Linked DNA regions of Homo sapiens: region 2 is linked to region 1. The links are chromatin loops, found by intact Hi-C in ENCODE. Cell type or tissue: heart left ventricle. All regions are shown on one strand. Links, peaks and the distances in the headings refer to the core of each region. The heading gives the core; the rest is flanking DNA.

Region 1 (8,339 bases), core at 92-8,091:
TTACAGTGAGCCATGATTGTACCACTGCACTCCAGCCTGAGTGACAGAGCAAGACTCTGCCTCTTAAAAACAACACACACAAAAATCTAAATCACAGGGTCTGTGTCACCCCTCTCTCCAACATCTCAAAAAACAGGCCAGGCACAGTGGCTCACACCTGTAATCCCAGCACTTTGGGAGGTCAAGGCAAAAGGATCACCTGAGGTCAGGAGTTTGAGACCAGCCTGGCCAACACGGGGAAACCCCATCTCTACTAAAAATACAAAAATTAGCCGGATGTGGTGACACGTGCCTGTAATCCCAGCTACTCGGGAGGCTGAGGCAGGAGAATCGCATGAACCTGGGAGGCAGAGGTTGCAGTAAGCCAAGATGGCGCCACTGCACTCCAGCCTGGGTGACAGAGTGAGACTCCCATCTCAAAAAAAGTAAATAAATAAATAATAATTAGCCTATTCAGGTGAAAATAAATGCTGACATTTCCTGAGGGCCTTCTATGTGTGATGCATTTTCTGAGCACTTTAAACGTAGTATCTCATTTAACTCTCTTTACCAATTAGGAATTGTTATTAACCACCTTTTACAGATGAGGATACAGAGGTTAAGCACCTCAGAACTTTGGTGGTCTAACTTCAGAAGTCCTCCAGGCAAAACTGGAGAGATCAATGTTTTCAAGACTGAAAAGGCCCTAGAAATGGCCTCCTGAACCCTTGCTAGAAAGAAACCTTTCTTCTAGTGGAGCACACCGGGACCCAGTGATTCTTATGGCAATGCCTCTTCCTCCCACTGCAAAACTGAGGGCTGATAACACACTGGCCTCCTGGTGGTCCCAGTTTTTTTCTAAAAGTTAGTGGCATCCTGGGGATCTTCAAGGTGAGGGTGAGAGGTTTCTCCTCTAAGCCTGCTCAGCAGCGGGGTACTTCTACTCATCATTCATGCAACATCATAAGAAAGGTCTTGAGCACTGTGAGAGGTCTGATTTATTTTAATTGGGAGGTAAAGACAACTCCAAGACAACTTTGAAAGAAACCAGTAAACAATTACCAGCAAAATCCAGAGAGTGCTCTCTCTGACAGTAGTTGAGCCATGTAGTCTTAGGCAGTGGATGTTTCTCCAGATATTTGATTATCTTGGGTAATTACTTGTGTGGGTGCGTACGTGTGTGTATGTGTGTGCATTCTAAAGGCAAAAAGGGGGTTCTGAAAATATCTCCAGCGATATGTCTTTACATCCCATGACATCAGCTGTTACTTGACGTGACACCAGATGCAGTTCAAGGTCTGACATTCAGCTGGCTTCTGTTTATATAGTATGGAGAAACTTTTGTTCCCTTGCCCTATAAGGCATGTACCAGGAGAGATTTTGGGAAAAGTTCACCCAGATAGTAAATAATTCTGCTGAGCTTTGAAGTGAAAATGCTCCAGGAACCTTTATCCCATCCTTGCCATTTAACTGGTATGCTTCGGCCACTCTTGGTATTAATGAATGGTGTAGATCAGAGTTTGTTTCCATTATTCTGTTCATCAGAGGCACAATCTCAAATCAAAATTATATTTTATCTTTGTTTTGATCTTTCTATGTTTGGGGGAAAGCACTGTAAACATCTCAAAGAGAGAGAGAAAAAAAGAATGAAATACACCCCCAGGAAATTCTAGTTAAAGACCTAAAGAATGGCATCTCAGTGGAAAAGAATTCCACTGTGAGGTTTGGCTTTTTTAAAAAAATAGCCTGGTCTTTGAAAAACATATTATCTTTCATGGGTAGGGAAATATCCAAATTTTGCCCAGCCTATTTTACAATAAGACCTTGAAAAGCTATGTGATGAGCTGGAATGAGAGGAGTTTAAATTTTTGATGCAATTCTCTGCCTGGGAAAGTGATAATGCTGCTCACATAACAGAAAGAGTATTTTCTGCTACAGCACAACAATCAACATAACGTCTGGGCATATTAATAATTTCACTCCTAAACTTCTCGACAGGGAGTGCATGGGTCTTAATAGTATTGTCAAGATCCTTAGGGCAATTGAAAAACCCAAAATCATTACTTTCTACTGATAGGCTTTCCTCTCCCAGAGGAGGCCAAAATACCTAGGGTAATGTAGATTTACTGAAATGCTCAGATAGGCACTGCTCAGACGTAACTGTGTAATAAAATCTTCTCTTTAGAAGGGTCCTTCTCAGATATTTCAAGTGGTCTTTTTTATTTTGTCTTTGTCACTTGGAAAGTAGCTAATGGAGATGACGCTGATCTCAAGTAATACTTTCCTGATGATTTAGGAAGGCAAAGAATGAGTATAGGGGCAATGGTCAAATGATGTGGCACCTACGATTAAAATCCCTTTCTGACCCTTCATGTGTGAGAACGTGCCCTATTGGGGCGGGATGGTCCCAAATTCACAATAGCTATTAAGCTCTTAACCCAAGGGCAGCTACTGACTTGGCACCCAGTTCGAGTCCCCTTATCCTTTCTTGTTTCCCCTCCCACAAATGTCCCTGCCTGTGCCTGGCTAGGTGATTACAGCCATGCCTGAACCGCTAGAACAAATTCCCAGCTCGCCCTCAGACATTCACATGTGCAACTCGTTCTCAAATGCCATCACCTAACAATCTCCATCTGAAGAATATCAGCAGCTGCAGGGTCTCAGCCAAAAAAAAAAAAAAGGCCTGCAGGGGACCTGCTTCAGGTTGCCAGGGGAAGATCTTTTTAAGTGCTAGGCAGTGTGCCCCGTTTGAGATTGAACTTTGACTGGCTCTGATGGAGCTCTGCAACAGACAGATGTCGTGGTTATAATAAACAGAGGGAATTGCCATTTCCATGAAATGTCCAGGATTGGCACATCCATAGGAACAGAGAGTAGATTAACATTTGCCAGAGGCTATGGGAGGGAGGAAGGGACTGGGCCGTGACTGCTGATGGGTATGTTGTATCCTTTGAGGGTGATGAAAATGTTCTAAAATTAGATAGTGGTGATAGTTGCATATCTTGGTGAATATACTAAAGTAACACTGAAATGTATACTTTTAAAAGCTGAATTGTATGATATCTCAGTAAAACTGTTATTTTAAAAAAGCAGAAGAGGTGATCAGGCAGCAAGTGCCAGGAAAAACAACCAAAAAACAAACAAAGACGGAGGAGTTTGAAGTCACCTTCCCTCTGTGTCTAGCCATCTCCCTGTTAAAGGAGCCCTAGAGGTAACAGAAATGAGGGAATTAAGTGGGAGGGCATCATTGATTCCAGCAATCAACTAGAATGCTCTAGGGATAGAGGCAGAAATCTACTCTGATCCCTGTCCTCTGAGACTCTAAATATAACTCCCAGGGACATGATTTGTTCATTCATTCATTCATTCATCACCACTAGTTTTATACCAGGCACTGTAGCCTTATGCTGGGATATACAGACAAGTGAGACAGACTGTTTTTAATGGAGGCACTCATGATCTAGTGGAGAGCACAGGAGAGTCCAAAAATAATATAAAACCATGTGCTGAGCGTTACAAAAGAAATATAAGCAGTGGGCAAATCAAGCACCCGGGGGGGGCACAGATACGTTACAGTTAAATACAAAATTTAAGGAGAGAGAATTATGTTACTTAACCTCCCCACACCTCAGTCTCCTCATCTTTAAAGGGGAGAGCAATATCTTCTTTAAAGTGCTTTAAAGGTTATTGTAAGTTTTAAATAAGATGAAATATGTAGAGTGCTTATCACACAGTTGGTGCTTACTAAATGGGAGCTATTGGACTTAGGTGATCTAAGATGTCCCTGCCGACCCTAGTCCTTTACGAACGTAGGCAGAGCGGAGGAAAACTTTGAATTCTGAGCCTGCAAATGATTGCTCCTTGTGACTGTAATTCCCGTGTTCCGCTATGCAGTGTTGATCTGTGCGTCATTGCGAATGCATTCGGAATGTTTTTCTCTGAGGTCATATATTTTGTGTAAGAAAGAGAGCTATAAATCATTCCTTACAGGCAAGCACAGCCCTTTCTTTCTCTGCCCTCTGTTCAGGCTGAGCGGGGTGCTTCCTTCAAGGACAGCCCCCTGATACAGGCCTGTGCAACCCAGGCCAGAGGCACTGGCTAGAGCTGGAGCCAGCGGCTGGGGAGATGAGGAGGAGGCTACAACTTGACTCACTCCTTCATCCCCCTTCTTGTTTCTCCTCCACTCTGAAATGTGGAAAAGCTGCAGCTGCAGCTTGCGACAGCAGTGACCAGATCCAAGAAAGACTGCAGACAGGCCACCTGCCCTGTGAAGCCAGCCATACCATATGTGTGTCAATAACAAAAAATGCAAGTCCATTCTTTAGGAGATAAGTCATTCTGTAGGTGTTAAGACAGAAGGAGGAAGCAAGGTCATTGTCCCACATGCCCAGTACTTAGAGACAAATAAGGAAATCTCTTCAAATATGGGAGGAGGCTGGATTTGGACCTATTCCTTCCATCCCTGGGCTCTTGGCAAAGTACCTCAGGTCAGAGCAGGACAGGACAAGCTGGGATGGAGTGTGCCCTTGGTTCTGCCCCTGACAGGCCTAATTGCTGCTCATTCCTCATGCTGCCCCTCACGCCGCTGGTTAGGGAGCCAGGGATGCAGCACAGTGAAGGAAGTTTGGGGAGGGCCTTTGGGAAGGCATAGAAAGAGATTGCACTGCAGTTTGGCTGTTCTGGCCTATTTCTCCTGATTCAAGCAGCATCCGTGAGGTGGTGCAGAGCTTTGAGGTGGGCGATTCCCTCCAGTTTCTCACAAGATTGGATTCTGCCATTTAAGCAAATGTGCAAAGAAATGAGTCCAGGCTGTTTTCCTCTGTATTTGCTAGGCATATATCAGCCAGGGCAGGGGACCTGTTTCCTCCCTGTGTGCCTGTGTTCTGGTTTTGGGTTCCTTTGCATACAGCTGGGAGGGGAAGAGACCTGGGATCGTGTGCCAGCTCTACCACTTACTAAGCTATATGACATCTGGTGCATTACTTAACCTCTCTGAACCTCACTTACTGGATCTGTGAAATGGGCATGATAAGTGACCTGTCTCCTAGGAGTAAGTGGGAATATATTGAAATGATTTATGTACAACACTTGGCACAGTACCCGACACACAGGGAGAACTTAACTCATGGCAGCCATGGACAATATTATTGTTTTGTTATCATCAGCATCAATTGTTTTGCTTATGGAAATGGAGCAGTTCTGAATCCCGTTTTATTTTTGTGGGCTCTTACAGAGACACTCTTGAGACTATCTGTTAATAGCTCCTGGCCACGTCACTTAGTCACTCTGCCCTCCTGCTGGCCAAATTTGAAGGTGGAGGGGTCAGAGATTGATGATTTTGCAGCCAAATGCAGCCGCATGTTCATTGAATATCCCCCTCCAAGAACTGCCATTTCAAAGGACTTGGAAAAGTTGGGCCCACAGTGCCCTAGGAGGTACTAATCATTTTCCTCAGAGTCATAGTTGCTATAGCTGCCATTGCTATTATCAGAATGATTAATTATATCAAATAGTAATAATCATAATAATATGTGTTAATAGCTTGCTATGTACCATGAATTGTGCTAGGCTCCTTAAAAATATATTTCCATTTGACTCTCCTAACAATCATGTATGAGAAGTAAGATTACTATATCCATTTTACAAGTGAACGACTCAGAAAGAAAAATATGTCACTTTCCAGTGTCCACACATCTGGTCAGTGGCCAAGCAGGGATTCAAGCCAACCACTAGCCTGAACATCTGCAACAGACTCTGTCCTCCTTGGATCTAACCAGACACTGTTATTCTTGAAAATCCTCACCCCCAATTCCCTCTGGCCAATTCAAGGTCAAATTTGAACAGGGTGTCCTGGTGCCAGTTATCATCAACCAGAGATTCTCAAGTCTCTGCCAACACCATCTCCTCTTTTAGAAACTTTAAATTGCTATTGAGATGTAACTTGCCCTAAAAGGTGGTTCAAGAGAAGAAGGCAAAGAGTTTGTGGTTAATTTGTCATCTGAGGGTCTGAGGGAGTTGAAAATTTTAAAGACCAACCATTGGCATGCCATTCCCAGGAATGAGTGATTTATTAGCAGCTAGGCAGGCCCTGACTTTTATTTTTTTCTTTCATATATTTTATCATCATTTCTAATCACCAGGAAAAATTGGTGAAGACTATGGCGCAAGACAAGCCTGGTTTAATTTGTCTCTGCTTTCCCACCCCATCTATTTGTCGATGCTTGGCAAAAGTAGACCCAACCTAAACACGTCCTCCAGCTGTTTATTTAGGCAGAATGCAACAACAATAGTCGATTATTAACAATTTCTTCCTTAGAGCCCCTGAAAGTCTTCCTTTATATGTTGTTTAAAACGTGGGCATTGATTGTTTCCCCATGCCGTGTGAGCAACTCTAATGGAGTCAACACAAAAGTTGATATGCCAAGGTTTTTCACTTCCCACATCTGACTTTATGGGAATTGGTATCGTTACTCAACAAAGAAGCACTGCTTCATTTTTCTCAAGTTTCACTGCCAACCGGTAGGCATTTAGGAAGGACAGACTATGTGACTGGCATCCCTCTCAAAATCAACTGGCAACAACTGTCCCACAGAAAATCTAAAAGCGCAGAAGCACAGACCATTCTTTAGCAGGACAGACAGCAGTGCTCATTCAAGCCCTTGATTTTTAAACATACAGGAAACATCTTGTCTATAAATTCACTTATCATTTCCAGGCACCTTACTTATACCTCCCCTGGTTTTTAGTAAAGAGCCAATAAGACAGTTCCTTCTTCCTAGGACTAAAAGCCACGCAGTACCTAAAAATAAATTCCAGGTTCTGGACTGAAGGTAAATCAGGTGCAGTGTCAGGTCAGCACCAATATTTTAATGACAGTTGCCTTTTGTCTACTAATAGCATACTGATTAGGTTGATACTGTGTAAGAATTTACCTTATATAGTTTCTTATGTTTAAATTGCATTATTATGTAATTTCATATTTATGTAATAGAAGAGCTCTTAGTAATATGCACATTAATTAAACCCAATAAATGTATGGAACTTACAGTGGACATGAGGGTTCCTTCATCAAGCTGAGTTATTCATCTCCGTTTCATAGTAAGTTGAAGACATCAGTTGCTTTACAGAAGGGCTTTTCATGTATTTTGGCTTTTTGGAAAGCAAGAGGGCATGTTGTCAGCATTGTTTGCATTTTTGAAACAGAAAACCTTCCCACCCAGCAAGTGTGTTGGATGACTGTAGTGAAAAGTGATAAATGCAAAAAGGTGCTTGTGATCATTTGTTGTAGCAGAGGTGCTTCATACTAGAGGTACGTTACTGATACTGAATACCAAGGCACCCGAGTGAAACTAGGAGTCAAAAACATACTATTAGGCGTCAGTAACATAAATACATACAGCCAGCTAAATTACGAGAACAGGGATCGCTAGGGTTGATGGCAAATCAGATAAGCCACCCCACCCCTCACAGCATTCAGCTCTATCCAGTTGTTTTGAGGGGATACAGACTCCATATTTTGGGTTTGGTTTTGCTTTCAAGAGAAGTCAGAAATCTGGAACACTATGCAAAATCTCAACTTTGAATTTTTGATAATATTCAGCTTGAGGGCTGTCAGTCTGTGACATCTGCCCTAGATAGATGAAATTTGGATTTAATTTTCCTACTCAAATCTGGGGTCCCTGAGAGCTGCAGTTATGTCTTATCCATCCTTTCATCCCTGAAAGAACCCATCACTGTTCTCTACACTTGGTTTTCGGGGACTTGCCAACCATCAGGCAGCATGCTTAGCACTTTACATTCATCCTTCCTCTCTAACTTTCACAGCAACCTTAGCGGGTAGTTACTGCTGTTTTCACCAGTTGGCAGATGAGTAAGCTGAGAATGAAAGAAATGAGGTAGCACGCCCAGGTTCACACAACTAGAAAGTGGCAGACTCAATTCTTGAACCCAGTTCTGTAGATTTTATCTCCTAACCTCTAGCTAAATGCCCCTCCTAGATGTTCCCACATTCCTCTGTATATATCCCAGGGGTCACATTTACCACTCTGTATTGTAATTGTCTTTTCCTTCTGTCTCCTGCACCTCGTTGGGAAATATGACTGCAGGATAGATAGACAAATGAGCAAATATAATCAATGCCGTGGTGAAAATGAGCAACAGTTAGGAGGAGAATGTCTTCCAATACCGAGAACGCTGGATAATTTTTGTTTTTGTTGCTGTCAATAATTTGATCTATCTGCAATGAAATATCATCTTGCTTTATAGGAGGGCTGGGTGAGCGGAGAATTAAGTATTCTTCCATCTTCCCTTACTCTTCCTTCTCCATTTCCCCCAGGAAGCTCTAGGCTTTCTCATTAGGA
Region 2 (8,339 bases), core at 49-8,048, 130 kb after region 1:
GCCAACATTTCTATTTGTCCTTATCAGCGGAATTCCCCTAATGACATTTTTTAAAAGCAGATTTATAGATGGTGATTAGTGGTATTAGTCTTTGCCAGTTCAGGTTTATTCCTTTTCATTTCAGATCCTCATTTGAAAATGAACTCTGTCTTTCCTTGTCCCCTTCTTTCTTGCCTAAGTAAGCAAACCTGCACATGGTTTCAATTAGATGTGGGACTAACTGTGTTCCTGGGATGCTGGGGTGCCTGGCTGTTTGGAGCTCCTTGGCTCTGTCATCTTGCCACTCTCTCTTTACCCTCTCAGTGCCCATTGACTAGTCACATAGGCTCCACTGGGCCTCACCTTTCACATGGAGCTGAAATGTGGAGGCAATGCCAGGGTTTGGCTGTCAGCTTGCATAGCACATCAAATCGCGCTTTGCAGAAGCCCCTGATACGAAGTTTCATTTCATTTTGGAGGAAGCCAGATCTTTACAGGCATGTTTTTCAGAACCTTCCTTTCCAAAGGAGCTCGAGCTGTAGAGAACGATTGTGTGAAACCAAGAGAACCTTGGTTTCTTCTGAACTGGACTGAAAGTGCTTTTGGAAAGGACTTTCTGGACAGACCCCTTCTGGTTAGCTGGTGGCATCCTAACAGGAGACAGGAACTGAAACTGCCATCTGAGTCAGTGGGCACCCTCCTGGACAGCTACTGAGCAGAGCAAGGAGAAATCTCATGGCATGCTTGAGTCTGGAAAGAGAACCGGTGTGAAGGGTGCACAGGAGGGCACCATGGATGTTTTACAAGAAGGACAAGGCTTGAGTTCATGGAACTGAGAGAGAAGGCAGCAACAGAGAAAACAGGAATGAGTTCAGACGGGCAGCACCAAATCACATATTTAGACAGAGGAGAGTCTTGGAGGTGCTGTAATTCAGGAGTTTGCAAACTTTCTAAGCAAAGGACCTTTATCCTCAAGTGAAATCTTATATAGAACCCTGTATATAAAAAGACGAAAGTGATAGTTTTGTTACCATAGAGTTTACAGTTCAAATCCATGTTTAGTATTATCATGTTAATCTCTGTATATGTATGTTTGTGTATTAATAAATCACATGTATAAATATATATGTGTGGATATATATCCAGAGGGAGAGAGAGAGACTAAACCCATGAGAGTGGTCACCTCTAGGAACAGTCAAGAAGAATAGGACTGGGAATTAGGTTTTAGGAGTACTTACTTTTATCGAAAAAAACATACTAAAGGAAAGGCAAGTCCCCCATCCCCCAATCTCCAACATACACACACACAGACTGGATATAATTCCACAAAATCTTAACATTTATTCATTTGAGTGGTTGTAATATGGGTATCTTTTATACTTCTCTTAATTTCTGTAATCTCTGTGTGTTTGTGTGTGTGTGTGTGTGTGTGTGTAATAAGTGAATCTGTAACAATGTTGAGTCTATTTTCAGTAAAACAAAGAGAGGATACAGATGACACCTGTAATTCCAATCACTTTCTCAAGATTCCATTTATATACTTTGTGTTTTTGTGCAATTTTGAGAGGCACGTCCCTTGCCTTAGATATAAAAAAAGGGGATTTGCACCCAAGCTTTGAAACTCTCCTTATTTGAAAAAAAATCACCATTATGGGACATATTACACATTCATTTGGAATTCCACTCCTGATTTTACATCCTGAATCAAACATGTGCCTCTGCTCTGCCTGGCATTTCGTTGAACAGTATCCATCAGTGCAATTGCTTGTATGACTTTATCTGAGCAGACACACATCGGCCTGGATTCAAAGAAAGCCTAGTACAGATCTTTAAGCTTCCTGATAAACGACAGTTACAGAAGTTCAATGTATGCTCAGAGATGTTAGGAAAAGCTTTATTCCAAGATCTTTGCAAAAATTAATGGCTTCTAAAATGTTCATTGAAGCCCCTCTCAGTAAGGATGCTTTGTAGGGAAGCTAAAGTTGTTCTGAGACAACAATATTCATTAATCATTCATCCGAGCTCTTATAAAAATGTCCTGCACTCAGAGATCCCTCTCCATTTAACATGATGTCTAAACCCACTTGGAATAATAGCCAGCACTATCTGAGGGCCACAATGTAACAGGGACTGATTGTTCCATGTGCATTATCTTGTTTTATCTTCACAACACCATATGAGCTAGGTAGCATTAGTGGCAGTCCCCTTTTACAGATGGAAGAACTGAGACAGAGGTTATGGGCTCAAAGCTGGGATGTGCATCTAGCAGCCAGACACCTTCATCTTCTTTCTCTCTGGTGCTCAGTCATTTCTAGGAGCATCTACAGTACAACGTAAACACAATAGTTTACGGAGTAAAATTACACCTGCTGCCAAAAACAGGAATTTTATCAAGTCAAGGAGAATGGTGGTGGGGATCTTCTTGAACGTGTCAGAGGAAAGCCTTGGTAAATATGGATCTGGCTGAGGGTAGCACAGTTAAACACGGAGGCAGAGAAAATTAACAAAGAAGGTGATAAGATCGGCACATCAAAGAGGGTGATTATAAAAAACGTAAAGAGAGATCCTGGGAAATTTGATGAAGATATCCCATCTGCTTACAGAAATGCTCTTTTTGATTATGTTGCACTTGTCAAACTAAGTGATGCTGCACTGTCCTGTGTGTTTCATTGATTCTAAGATGCATAAAATGCTCCTCTTTTGACATCTCTAAAAACAGCATGTGTTTTGCTATCGATGAAGCTGATAGAACGAAATGTGTGCTTACATGTTTTTGTGTACGTATGAAAATTCAGTGTTCATTCTCACAACTAGAGCATAGTTGCAAATATAACCTGAATTTCCCTAAATATGATATAAAATAAACTTTTTGGCAGGGTTTCCTTTTCCAAGATAAAGTTCTAATCAAACATTTTTCCATTCGTTAAGTGTATTCATTATAAGTGGCCTCTTACGAATTCCAGTGATTCCCAGATAACTAGATCCTACCATATAAATCAAGTCAGTGTGGGGTTGAATTATAATTTTTAAAATATCTAAATACTTATTTAGAAAGTAAACTTTAGGCCAGCTGTGGTGGCACATGCCTATAATCCTGGCACTTGGGAAATCAAGGCAGGAGGAACACTTGAGCCCAGGATATCAAGACCGCCCTGGACAGCAAAGTGAGACTTCATCTCTACCAAAAAAAAAAAAAAAAATTAATTATCCATGTATGGTGGTATCTGCCCATAGTCCCAGCTACTTGGGAGGCTGAGATGGGAGGATTGCTTGAGCCCAGGAGGTCAAGGCTGCAGTGTGCCCTGATTGTGCCACTCCAGCCTGGGCAAAAGAGTGAGATCCTGTCAGAAAGAAAGAAAGAGAGAGAGAGAGAGAGAGAGAGAGAAAAAAAGAAAGAAGAAAAAGAAAAAGAGAGGAAGGAAGGAAGGACGGGAGGGAAGAAAGAAAGGAAGAAGAGAAAAGAAAAAGAAAAAGAAACCACTGTGGAAGTGCTGCTGTTACAGAAAGAAGGAAAGGAAAGGAAAGGAAGGGAAAGGGAAAGGGAAAGGAAAAGAGAAAGAGAAAGAAACTGCTGTGGAACTGCTGTTGTTCCAGACAGGAACAGCTGGAGAGCCTGGGCAGAAGGAGTGTAGACCAGTCCAAACTATCTGACTCTGAACTCCAGCCTCCAATACTTCCAAGCTGTATGACCTTGGGCAAGTCATTCAGCCTTTCTGTGCCTCAGTTACCTCATCTATAAACCAGAGGTGATATTATGTGCTCAGAGCAATCAATATTGGATGTAAATGAAATAATCTTTATAAAGCACTTAGATTCATGCTGGCACATAGAAATGGTGTAAGCTATTATTATTATGGTTTCAAAGCATTCATGACACACAACCCCAAACAAACAAAACAGATTTCAATTTTTTTAAAGATAACTTTTATTTTTGTTTTTCTCATTATAAAGTAAGACATGGTGATGATAGGAAAAACAGAAAACATTAACATTTTTTAGTATATTTTCCAGACTGTTTTCTGTTCACATATAGTCATCATTTTTATAAACACAGGATCATACCACACACAAACTATTTTTACCCTGAGTCTTTGCTTAATAATAGATGGAGGACATCTTTCCAAGTCTGAATATTTTTCTATAAACTCATTTTAAATGCCTCAAAATAGTCCATTGTCTTGAATAAAATTTTTTTCAAGCAATCCTCCTTTTTCAATATGATAAATCATTCTACAGTAAACATTCTTTCAGGTCTATGTTCTTATATTTTTTAATAATTTCCTTGTGATGAATTCTTGGAGTGGAATTGCCAGCTCAAAGGATTTACAATACATCAAGGTGTTATAATAACAATAATAACCATGAGAGCAGCTCACATTAATTGAGTGCTTACTATGAGCCGAGCCGAACTCACAGTGCCCCTCAGGGGTGGGGACTTTTATTATTCCCACTTTGGGTATGAGAGAGCAGAACTCAGAGCTGAAAACTTGTGCAAAGTTACATTCCAGCCTGGTGAAAGGTGCAGCTCATGCTTCAAGAGAAGCTGCGCAGTGCCTGTGTTTCTGTTCCTCGTTAGGGCTTGGGAAGTCATTTTGTGACTGGACACACCCCCAGTTTGCTCCCTCTTCTTGGTGATATGTTTGATATATTTTCACAGCCAGCCCACATTGGGCCCTCCTATTGATCTTGGGAGGACAAGGAGCCAAATGTGACATTTGATAAACCATTGCTAAAGACAATTAGATGGGAATGTGCAGTAAATAAGAAATCACATCAGCAAGGCACTGAGAGGTAAAACATTCATTCTTCTGGCCCTATGGTGCAGCCTTTGTGCACCTTGGAATAGCCTTGAAATGCTCATCAATTTCGCTGACCTTGACCCCAAGGCTCTGTGAGGTCAACATTATGGCTCGCTTGGTCTTCAGAGCAATACCTTCTACCCTTCTCTTGGGTTGGATCAAAAGGCAGCATGATGAGGGCATGACCTCGTGAGAAGATGAAATATAAAATCAATCCATTCATGCCCTCAACAAATACTCATTGAATGTCTGTACTGGGGATACAGTGATTAAAAGCATCGGCTCTGCCTTTAAGGAGATGGAGACCTGACAAGTTAAGAAATGATGGCAACATCAAGTAGGGAGGGTCGTGAGATGCAGTCCAGAGTGGAGGATAAGAGCTGACACTCTACGATCATCCTGGTCTGGGTTTGAATCTTATCTCTCCTATGAAGTGTTTCCGGATGAGTCTCTAGATTTAGTTTCAACATCCAGAAAATGAGGACTATACCTCATCAGGCTGTTGTAAGAATAAATGAGATAATGCCCAGGAAATGGTAAGCACCCCATGGAGATGAATCAATCAATCTAACTGGCCTACAACACTTATAGCGCACTCTCAGGTAGCCTAGCAACAAGGCGGCTCTGCAGGGGGAACAGCAAGGATGCTGGCCGACACCAATACTGATATGCAAACTGCGCTTCAGCTGGTTGTCGAGACTCTAGTATAGACTGCAGAGCTCAGAGTCTTCCTCCTCAGTCAAGTGATTCCTGTCTCCTCCCCATCCTTCTATGAATATGAGAGGTAGCAGAGGTTTGGGGTGCCTCTCCAGGGGACACAGTGCACACTGCATCTACCTGTGTGCAGCCCAAGCACAGCTCTTCATGGGATGGGAGATTTGGAATAACATTTACCCTGCTAGCACTATGCTCTTGTATGTTTCCTGGAGCCACTACCGTATGTCATTTACATGATCTGTTCCTGTCCCTCACATAACATGTTCAACAAATATCAGCTATTGTTATTACTAGAGGGTTGGATACAGGAGGCTTGGGAGCATAAAAGTTGGCCACCACTTTTAACCTGTGAGGGATTTTAGGGCAGCCTCCTGGAGGAGAGGCTACACAAGGTGAATCTTTGAGGGTGAGTTAAGCAGGCAAGGAGAAAGACAAGAGAGGGCCTTTCTAAGCAGAGGGCAAACCAAGACATGCCTTGTTGTGTGGGCTGTGTTGAAGCTTCATTTAACAATTGACCGAAACTCTGCTTTGCTTTAGTCACTCTTCGCTAATGGGGACATACCTTTTCCTTTTAGAACACGCTCCGACAGAGCAAGAGTGACCTAGGGGGGCAGCCCCTCTGGAAGTTTAATGGCTGTCCCTGTGTTGAGTTGTTGCATATTTGCAGCTGTGTACACAACTCCAGCTAGGAACACATGTTACATAAAAGCCCTCAAGCTATGGGTTACCCTTCTAACTGGGAATGCACACTTTCACGTACCTGGGGAAAATCTTGTTGAAAATAACAGATCGAGACTTACGGTTTCTAACTGTTTCCCCTGTTCTCAGAAATTTCATGTGAGAAGGGTCAACATTCCCTGAAGGAGACCCTGTGTTCAGACAGATGCACATTCTGCCAGAGGCAGGCCATCACGTTGTATTCAGCCAACATTTACTGAGCACCTATATGCGACATGCCAAGGGGCTGCAGCCAGGGACAGGGCAGAGCTAGCCCTGCCCTCATGTGGCTAGTGGACACTAGCACCAATGCCTGTCCTGGAATTTCCAGGGAACTCGTTCACCTATCAGGAAATGAATTGTCTCTGCCTTTGTTTGGCCCAGCCTCGTTACTGTTTCTGTTGGGAATCCCATTCTGAAACAGCTCTGAGAAGGGCTGCTGGAATGTGCCAAATATTCATAGTGATCATATTACCTTATCCTTCCGTTGAGACACTTTACCCTTTTCTATTCATTTTTCATTTCCCCTACATCACCCCCCTCCCATACCAGAGACATTCAAAATATACTCCTTTGGAACTTGAAAACCACAATTTTAGGCTTGATATATGGAGGGAGGAAATTTGGCAGAACCCATAATCTGCTTATCTTCAACCAGCAAACCACCAAAGCCCCTGCCAACCCCAGAGGGCCTTCATAGGAACCAGGAAACACACCAGGCAAGATGCTTTCCTATTATGACAAAAACAGGCTCTGGTCTCATCTTTTCAGCCTCTGAAACCCTCCACTGGCCTCCCGTCATGCAAAGGGAAAAATCTGAAGTTGTTCTAGAATATCAGCTCCAGAAGGACAGCAGCTGTTCTATTCTCTGCTGTGTCTCCATCACTCACAGCTTTGGCCGTCCACCGTAGGTGTTCAGTAAACAGCTGACAGAAGATCATCTCTGTGGCTGGCCAGTCCCTCTGCAGTCTGGTTAACCACCAGTCTCCTCCTCACTCCCTGGACTCCACCACATCAGCTCACTTGCTCTCCCTCAGCCCTGTCAAGCTCATTCTGCCTCCGAACATTTTGCACCGGATGTCTTCTCTTCCTGGAATCATCCCCCAGATATTTCAGGTGGCTCCCCCTGACGTTTTTACTCCTCATGCCTCCATAAGCCCTTTCCTGACAAGCGAATCTACAACAGAATCCTCCTTCATGCTTTATGCTTTATTTTTCTTAAATCAACTTAATTTAGGTATAATGTTAAAACTACCCAATGTACACTTTTAAAAATTTATTTCAACAGATTTTGGCTAACAGGTGGTGTTTGGTTCCGTGAATAAGTTCTTTAGTGGTGATTTCTGAGATTTTGGTGCACCCATCACCCAAGCAGTGTACACTGTACCCAATGTGTAGTTTTTTTATCCCTCACCCCGCTTCCACCCTTTCCCCTGAGGCCCCAAAGTCCATTGTATCATTCTTATGCCTTTGTGTCCTCAAAGCTCAGCTCCCACTTATGAGTGAGAACATACAATGTTTGGTTTTCCATTCCTGAGTTACTTCACTTAGAATAATGGTCTCCATTTCCATTCAGGTTGCTGTGAATGTCGTTATTTCATTCCTTTTAATGTCTGAGTAGTATTCCATGGTATATATATACCACATTTTCTTTATCCACTTGTTGATTGATGGGGATTTGGGCTGGTTCCATATTTTTGCAATTGCTAATTGTGCTGCTAAAACATGCACCAATGCACACATTTTCTAAGTGTCCACTTGGATCCCTAAAATCTGAAAACTGTATCCACCTCAGTAAGCACCACCACAGCCATAATAGAGGACAATGCCACCACCCAACAGATCCCCTGTGCCCCACACCAACCTCACCTCCAGGCCCAAGCAACCACTGATCTGCTTTCTGTCACTGGAGATTAGATTTGTCTCCACTAGAGTTTCATATGCAAGGAATCACGTGCTCTTGTGTCTGCCTTCTTTCACTCGCAGAATGTCAGTGAGATTCACCCATGGTGTTGTTTGTATCTGTATTAGTCTGTTCTCATGCTGCTAATAAAGACATACTCGAGACTGGGTAATTTATAAAGGAAAGGAGGTTTAATGGACTCATAGTTCCACATGGCTGGGGAG

The links. Peaks named below come from ENCODE experiments on the same cell type or tissue, not always from the same donor. Only the 100,000 strongest peaks of a DNase experiment are listed, where the experiment ranks them.
Region 2: a loop joins it to region 1, with 3 times the contacts of the local background. A loop is called at or near these places in 3 of 110 quality-filtered maps.

What each region holds. Positions count from the first base shown.
Region 1 is chr5:167,941,791-167,950,129 of GRCh38, forward strand. All of the region lies in intron 5 of TENM2 (teneurin transmembrane protein 2), which reads left to right. TENM2-AS3 (TENM2 antisense RNA 3) reads right to left here. Exons shown (of 3, transcript XR_941186.3): 2 at 7,026-7,128. Among named protein-coding and RNA genes, the nearest start is that of TENM2-AS3, 7.7 kb to the right of the region's middle. RefSeq lists an enhancer at 3,980-4,481. In heart left ventricle, for the core only: no CTCF peak of the experiment used is centred there; DNase peaks (open chromatin) are centred at 4,124 and 4,551; H3K27ac peaks cover 8,000 bases.
Region 2 is chr5:168,067,457-168,075,795 of GRCh38, forward strand. All of the region lies in intron 9 of TENM2 (teneurin transmembrane protein 2), which reads left to right. Among named protein-coding and RNA genes, the nearest start is that of MIR12125, 94 kb to the right of the region's middle. In heart left ventricle, for the core only: no CTCF peak of the experiment used is centred there; no DNase peak of the experiment used is centred there; H3K27ac peaks cover 306 bases.